2 separate regions of the Homo sapiens genome follow, and region 1 is linked to region 2. A link is a loop called in an ENCODE intact Hi-C map of the cell type or tissue named here. Cell type or tissue: ascending aorta. All regions are shown on one strand.

The links. Hi-C counts contacts between places; a loop is a spot of excess contacts. Peaks named below come from ENCODE experiments on the same cell type or tissue, not always from the same donor. Only the 100,000 strongest peaks of a DNase experiment are listed, where the experiment ranks them.
Region 1: it touches region 2 in a loop (3-fold over the local background); 53 of 110 quality-filtered maps call a loop at or near these places.

The regions. Positions count from the first base shown.
Region 1 is chr10:69,628,565-69,632,564 of GRCh38, reverse strand. FAM241B (family with sequence similarity 241 member B) reads right to left here and starts at 2,318. Exons shown (of 4, transcript NM_145306.3): 1 at 2,252-2,318; 2 at 1,018-1,085; 3 at 726-856. The coding sequence starts at 821. RefSeq lists an enhancer at 890-1,775. In ascending aorta, a CTCF peak has its summit at 2,389 (motif pointing left); a DNase peak (open chromatin) is centred at 2,304; H3K4me3 peaks cover 1,398 bases; H3K27ac peaks cover 797 bases.
Region 2 is chr10:69,406,818-69,410,817 of GRCh38, reverse strand. It overlaps TACR2 (tachykinin receptor 2), which reads left to right. Exons shown (of 5, transcript NM_001057.3): 3 at 1,743-1,896; 4 at 3,538-3,734. Among named protein-coding and RNA genes, the nearest start is that of TACR2, 8.1 kb to the left of the region's middle. RefSeq lists silencers at 1,515-1,614, 1,905-2,184. In ascending aorta, CTCF peaks have their summits at 1,858 (motif pointing left), 2,078 (motif pointing right) and 2,883 (motif pointing left); DNase peaks (open chromatin) are centred at 657, 1,817, 2,137, 3,844 and 1 weaker place; H3K4me3 peaks cover 1,306 bases; H3K27ac peaks cover 3,794 bases.

The sequences.
Region 1 (4,000 bases), 220 kb before region 2:
GGAGAGAGGAAGTGGTTGAGGCAGGTTGGACTACAGGGCATGGCTCTAGGGCCAGCATTTTTAATACTCATCATCACTCCTTTCTTTTTTTTTTTTTTTTTTTTTTTGAGACGGAGTCTCGCTCTGTCACCCAGGCTGGAGTGCAATGGCGCGATCTCAGCTCACTGCAACCTCCGCCTCCCAGGTTCAAGCGATTCTCCTGCCTCAGCCTCCTGAGTAGCTGGGATTACAGGCATGCACCACCACACCTGGCTAATTTTGTATTTTTAGTAGAGATGGGGTTTCATCATGTTGGTCAGGCTGGTCTCAAACTCCTGGCCTCCTGATCCGCCCACCTCAGCCTCCCAAAGTGCTGGGATTACAGGTGTGAGCCACCGCGCCCAGCCACCCCTTTAAAATGATTATTCTGTGCCCAGGGCTCATCTCCTCCACTTCCTCTCCAGCTTCTGTCATCCAACCCACTCTTAAAAGAAAGACGCTAGCTCCAGTGAGGTTTGCTAACCAAGTTAAAGGAGAGAGAGCTCTTGGCTGTGAAGTCTGGGGAGGCGCCTGGAGAAAGGAGATCTGGGGAGGTAGACAATAAGCCACTGCATCTTCCCCAGCTCTCTGCAAAGAGGGCTTCAGGCTAGAAAAGGTTAGTGACCAGCAAGAGAGACTTCTGGAAGCTAGGAGTAGCCAGTACACAGGAGGCCATCTGTCCCACTCCACAGGAAATGAGTACCTACCTGTCGAGGAATGCTACCTCTTGGTGGCTGGGTAGTGGTCCTCACTCGGGGGTCGTCATCCTGCACGATTTCCCCATTGGCCAAGATCCGCACCATCCTCCCAGGCGCTGTGGGTCCCTGATGGGCTGCACCTGCATTGTGTGGTCAGGGTGGGCAGGCTAATGGAAGCCAAGTGGCACAGAAGTTCTCCCCACCACAAAACCTTTAGCTGTTAGTGATCTGGGACCAGACTCGTGAAGATCTGTGGAGGATTTTCCCCCTGACCTCAAAAAGCTTGAAGGAAAAAATTTACCAGAAATTGAGGGAGGCTTGCAGTCAGTGATGTTCACAGAGGTGACCCACGCTGAGTAGATGCTGTGTCTGATTAACAAAAAGGGGAGAAATAAAGGCAAGTTGTTTGCCAGGCAAAAAGATTTCAGACATTGAGTCCACCAGGAAAACTATCAAAAAGATCCTTGGCAAAGGAAGTTTTACTGCCAATCACTACACTGCCAACAGCACAACTGGGACTAGAGCCTCTGCTGTGGCCCACGCCCCGTGGAAGGCCCATCCTGCAAGGCTCACCTCACTCAAGCCTCACAACACTCCCCCGAGGAGGGTACTAGCGCGGCCATTGCACAGGCGGAGGCACAGGGAGACTTAAGTGGCCTGCCCGGGATCACACCTACGGACAGCAGAGAAGGAACACGAGGCCAGAAGCTCTGGTTCTAGGGCCCTCCCTGGGTACTAAACTGGGAGTCCAGGGCACCAGCATCCCCAGTGGGGTTCCAATTCCCTTCCACTAAAAAATGGGTCGAGTGTGTTGCTCCCCCAGGGAGTCAATGTCACCACCTGGGCCTTCCCCAGGAACACCCAGGGAGATGAGGGTCACTTCGGGGTTACTTTACAACCACTGCCTGGTAGCGGCAGACCATCCTAGCCATCATGCGCCTCGGAAGAGCACACCTTTGCTGCAGAGGGCACGCCCCTCACCTGTCCCTCACTTCGCAGGGAACACCAGTCCAACCTTGGCTAACGGGCGCAGGGCCCAGCCTTCCCAAAATATGGGAGGGGGTTGCTGCGGTGGCCCTCGAAAGGCTCCACTCCGCGGACCCCTGGACTGCGGGGCCCCTCCACGCCTCCCCTTGAGTCTGGGTAAAGGCCATTCATTCTCAGGAGATGAGCCTCAGTGTCCACCTACATTCCAGATAGCACTGGTGACATGTATGCCGAAAAAGGTCAGGAGCCCTGTGGTCTTGCCCGTAGCCTGGAGCCCGGGACAGGCGCGTCCCCCTCCTGAAGCCCGCTGGCCCTGGCGCAGGCCGAGCGGATGGTGGTCGCGCGCAGTCCCTTTGTGCTTTGTCATCGCGCCCCCGCCCGGTGGGCCACCCGCGCGCCCGGCCCGCGGCGCACCTGACATTCCGGGCCGGGGGCGGGAGGGACGCTGCCCCGGCCGCCAGCCCCAGCCTCTGGAGCCCGACACCGGCTCCAAGTCCCGGCCCGGGCTGCAGCGAGGGATGCGCTCCCTCCCCGGCGCGGCGACTCACCTGCAGGCGCGACTCCGGGCCTCGGCGGCGTCCACTCCCGGCGGCTCCAGGCGGTTTCCTCCCACCTGACCTCACAGGAAGCGCGCGCCGGAGGGGCGCGGCCCAGTGGCGGCGCACATCGCCCTCTGTAGGCCGCCTGAGGAATTGCACCTGCCCGGCCCAGGGTTGGGGGCGGCGCGGGGTGCTGGGGGTCGGGGAGATGGGGCGTGGGAAGGAGTGGGAGGTGGGGATGGAGAGAAAAGAGGATGGGAGGAGAAGACACGTGGAAAAGAAGGAGAAGAAGGAGGAGGGAGAAAAGAAGGAAAAGGAAGCGGCGTCCACGGAGGAAAAACCCAGGGGGTGGGGGCGCCCTGGCCTGGGAGGAAGGGCGGGCGCAGGCTCAGATGACCAGTGTTATGTTTGCTGACCCAGCTCCGTGGATGCCCCTTGAGTAGGACCCAACCCTGCCCTCTAGGAGTTCCAAGTTCAGTGGGGAAGATGAGGCAGGAACGGGGCAGAACCCTCTGTAGGCTTCCAGGAGAAGATGCGTTTGAGCTGGGGCAGGAGGGTAGGTAAGGATAGAGAAGGTCACTCTTGGCAGAAGGAACCACCTGCAGGGAGTGAATGATCCACCTCTGCCTCCTTCCTGATGTTTTAAAATCCACTTCTCCCCCACCACCTTCATAAGCTGCTCCCTGTGGACCTGCTCACCAGTGGGGGAGAATGAGCTGTGCAGTCCCACAGTCTGGGTTCAGGTTCTGGACTCTAGCAAGTTACTTAGCTGCTCAGTGTCACAAAGCAGGTGTAATCATAGCCTTACAGGACTTCTGTGAAGATTAAGTATGATGTCTCTGGCACATTGGCAATGTTGATAAACGTTAGCTATGATTATCATTTAATAAATGTTTGTGGGAGTGGCAGATATTTGTTGAGCATTTATTAGAACCCAGATTCTGCTAGCTGCTGGGCAGAAGGAACAAAACTAAGAGAGAGATTTAGACCTGGCCTGGAGGACTCATAGTCGGCCACCATAGTCTGATTATTTGATCATGAAACCTTATCAGCAAAAAATGTTTCACGGGTCGCTCTGGTATCTGTATCTTATTTATATGTTACTATTTTTGTTTGTTTCTAAATTACACATGTGTACTGTGAGAACAGATTGGCATGATGGATAAAAGGTGGCTGCTGGAGCCATCCTGTGTTTGAATGTTGGTGTGACTGCTTTCTGGCACTTTCGTGTCAAGTGCTTGGATGAGAGCCTGGCTGCAGTACATGCTCAACGGCTGCTGACTGTTATGATCATTACCTCTTCTACTATCAAGTCGATTGTAAAGCATGCACATTTTAAAAGCATAGGATGTAAAGTAAATATAAACCAAAATCCTAGTGCTTTCTCCCCACACCCCAGTGTGTTCCAGGTATGCCAAGTGCACGCATGAAAGCAGTAATCACAAGGCAGGATGCCCGATTGTCAGAGGTGGCCTGTGATCCCAAATCGCAATGTGCACATTGGAATTACCTGGAATGTTTAGAAACCATCCCAATACCTAGGTTCCACCCCAGAGATCACAATGTCGTTGATCTGGGTTACAATCTGTGCATGGAGACATTTTAAAAACCAGTCTTCTAATGAGCAGCTAGGGCCGAGAAACACTGCCTTCCATGAACAGAACCCCATAAGTAGGTCACGGAACTCAGGAGCCCCAAGAGGGAGGTAACCTCTGTGGGCTGGGAAACCAGGGGATACAGGCAGAAAATCATGGATGT
Region 2 (4,000 bases):
ACGCTACGTGAGTCACAGCCTACGATTTGTGGAGTAACATCAAGGTTGACATGTTCTTACACTAGGGGCAGTAAATAAAGTAGAAATCAGAAGGCATTCACAAGACTGGGGCGAATCGGAAGTCAACACAGGGGAGTGGCATCCAAGATGGAGTCACTTTTGTCTCCACAGGTTCCCACTGCAGACCTGCCGAGGAGTCAGTCCCCAGCCTGCAGCTCATCAGAGAGAGGCTGCAGCGTCACTCATAAACCAGAGATCTGAGAACTGGGGACACTGTCGTTTTTTTGTTTTTTTTTTTTGACAGGGTCTCACTCTATCGCCCAGGCTAGGGTGCAGTGGCCCAATCATAGCTCATTACAGCCTCGATCTCCTGGGCTCAAGTGAACCTCTTGCCTCAGCCTCCTGAGTAGCTGGAATTACAGGTGTGCCCCATTACGCCTGGCTAATTTTTTTAATTTTTTTTAATAGAGATAGGGTCTCACTATCTTGCCCAGGTTGGTCTCAAATTCCTGGGCTCAAGCAGTCCTCCCATCCTGGTCTCCCAAAGTTTAGGGATTACAGGCATGAGCCACCACGCCTGGCCTACACTGTTTCCAAAAGGAAATGAAAAGCCTCAACACAACCCAGTGTCCTCCCTGGGGACGGGGTAGGAAGCCACGCAATGGTACTCTGCATCACTTCCTCAAAGGTGGTATGAAAGAGCATTTGCTGACACAAACGAGGTTCCCAGCCAAATGCTGATAAACCATAAGCAGATGACACAGCAGCATGTGATATATGGCGCTTTTCCACTGTCCCATGCCTCCATAGCGATGTTGGTGCAGATGGAGCCTTATTAACACCAGTCATTCTATCCATCCAGACAGATACAGATTATATATATATATATATATATATATATATATATATATATGTATATATATATATGTATATATGTATATATATATATATACATATACATATACATATACGTATACGTATACATATATGGCTATACTGTAGGATACACTCCAAGACACCCGGTGGATGCTTGAAACTTCAGATAGCACTGAATTCTCTCTATATAGATATATACTGTTTTTTTCCTCAACATACCTATGATAAAGTTTAATTTATAAATTAGGCACAGTAAGAGATTAACAGTAACTAGTAATAAAACAGAACAAGTATAACAATATACTGTAATTAAACTTCTGTGAATGAGGTCTCTCCCTCTCAAAATATCTTGTTGTACTCTCCTCCCCTATTTTGGATCCGCAGTTGGGAGGGGTTACTGAAACCCGGGAAAGTGAAACTCCCATCAGGGGTGACTACTATTCATACATATGATTCTGGAAAAAATATGCCAGATATTAATAGTTAATGTTAATAGTGGTGGGAGTGGGATAATTTTACTGCCTCCTTTGTGCTTAATGGCATTTTAAATTGCAAACAAATTATTTCTTAATTTGTTTCATTCACTTTTCCTTTTTTTGACACGTGTCTATCACGTGGAAGGATGTGATATGGAAGGACGCAGGGCTACTGCTGGCGTCCCTTTTGCAGGGAAGCCGTCTCCTGGCACACAGGCTACCCAATGCCACCTTTATTTTTGTTTAAATCAAACCAAGTCCCTGGGAGGCGCCCAGGGTGGGCCCGCAGGGGCGGCTCCACAGTGCCCGCGGGGTCCCAGGACCAGGCGCTGGCAGACTTCGGAGTCGCCCCCGGGCCCTCCGCTGCCCAGGCCTCGGCTCTCCCTGCAGGTACCACCTCGTGGTGATCGCCCTCATCTACTTCCTGCCGCTCGCGGTGATGTTTGTAGCCTACAGCGTCATCGGCCTCACGCTCTGGAGGCGCGCAGTGCCCGGACATCAGGCGCACGGTGCCAACCTGCGCCACCTGCAGGCCATGAAGAAGGTGGGCGCGGGGGCGGGGGCCTGGAGGGGGCGGGGCCTGGAGGGGGCGGGGGGCTGGCGGGGGCGAGGCCTCATGGGGGCGGGGCCGGACGGGGTGGGACGGGGGTGGGACGGGGGCGGGACGGGGGCGGGACGGGGCCTGACCCCGCCCTGGGGAGCCGCCCTTACGGTCTCAAGGCCGGTCCGCAAGAGGGCGCCCGGGAGAAGCTTGCGGAAGCTGCCTTCGCGCGAAGTCTGGGGCCAGAGCCTGACCGCGTTCCTCCCAGCCGGGCGGATTTGCCTTTGGTCTTTGGCCAAATACAAAATTAAAGAAACTTGCCGGGCGCGGCGGCTCACGCCTGTAATCCCAGCTCTCAGGGAGGCAGAGGCGGGAGGATAGCTTGAGCCCAGGAGTTCGAGACCTGCCTGGGCAACATAGCGAGACCCCGTTCTCCACAAAAAGGAAGAAAAAAAAAAGACAAAAAAAAATTAACTTCCCAGAATGTTAGGGGAGTCAGGGACTCCTAAAGCCCCGTAGAATTCAGATACCCCCAAGAATCTTAGAATGATAAAATATTAAAATCTTAGACTTTTTGAATAATCAGAATGTTGAAATTGAGAAGCCCCACAGAACTATAGAAGGTGCCTGACAGTCACAGGAGAGCCCTCAAAGGCTGGAACTGCGGACCCCGGAGGTCGTGGAGACCAGATAGTTGTCCAGCTTCATCAAATCTGTCTCCAGTTTCTTCCGGAAGTGGCAGTGTCCCCCTACTCCCTGCCATCCAGGGTCCCCCGAAGGTCCTGATGTAGCCCTCTGTGCCCAAGACCCCCTTCACCCTCCTTCAGTCCAAGCTTGTCCTTGCCCCCTTCCTACCAGGCAACAGGGGAGGTAATGGGTTAACCACATCATGTAGCCAGGTCAAAGCCATGCTTCTCACCCAAAAGTAGGCATCTTTCACAGGGTGGTTCGGGGAGATAGCTGCACATGGGCGCCATCTGGTGCCCCTCATGGAGCACTGGCCTCCATCTGCTCCACACTAGGGGTCTCAACCCAGATCCTACGTGAGGATCAGGGTGCCCAGGAGCCCCCAGACCTTTTGTAATTGGCATGCTGGGCTGCCAAACGGAGCAGGAGTGTGCCTGCAGGGGCCAGGCTCTGAGGAGGGGGAGGTCCAGGAGCTGACCCGTGGGCAGAGGCAGGGGTCCCTGGTTGGAACCTTACAGCCCACAGAGAGAAGGGCTGTGCCGATACGGATCCCAGAGAGGGGGCGTCCTGGGAACGCATAGCTGACACAGGGGCTCCCCCAGGGATGGGGTTAGGAGAGAGAGCTCAGCCACTCTCCAGGGAGGGGGAGCTGCAGTGAATGAAGGGGTCCCAGACACCTTTTGTAGGAAGTGGCCATTGAGCTGGGCTTCAAGGAGTGAGGACTTCAAAGGAAGGATGGCAGTATGGGCAGAGGGACCTGCCTGAGCACAGGCCTCTGAGGTTGGGGGCTCAGGAAGGTCTGGGCAAAACATGCTCAGAGGCCTGAGTAATAGAGCTAACGGGGTCTGTGTGTGGAGCAGTTCCCAGGTGGGTGCAAGGGGTCCTCTGTGTCTGCCCTCGGAGGGCTGGGGCTGGGGCTTGGGCACTAAGAAGTAACTTGAGCCTCTCCTGGACCAGTTTGTGAAGACCATGGTGCTGGTGGTGCTGACGTTTGCCATCTGCTGGCTGCCCTACCACCTCTACTTCATCCTGGGCAGCTTCCAGGAGGACATCTACTGCCACAAGTTCATCCAGCAAGTCTACCTGGCACTCTTCTGGTTGGCCATGAGCTCTACCATGTACAATCCCATCATCTACTGCTGTCTCAACCACAGGTGAGCCCCCACTCCAGCCCCACCCTCTGCCCTCAGGGCCCCACTGCCCAGCCCCAGGTGGGCTCCCCTGCACAGCTCAAGCATCCATCCTCATTCCTGCCGGAACCTGTGGCCCTGTGCCCCCAGCCTACATGAGAAAGCCGTCCTCACACTCAGCCCCCAGCACAATAATCCCTCTGGCCTGGGCCTAGCTTGAGCCCCCTTCCTCCCCAAATCCTCACCGTCTCCCAGGCTGTAGCTCTCACTGTCTGTCTGTTCCTGCTGGC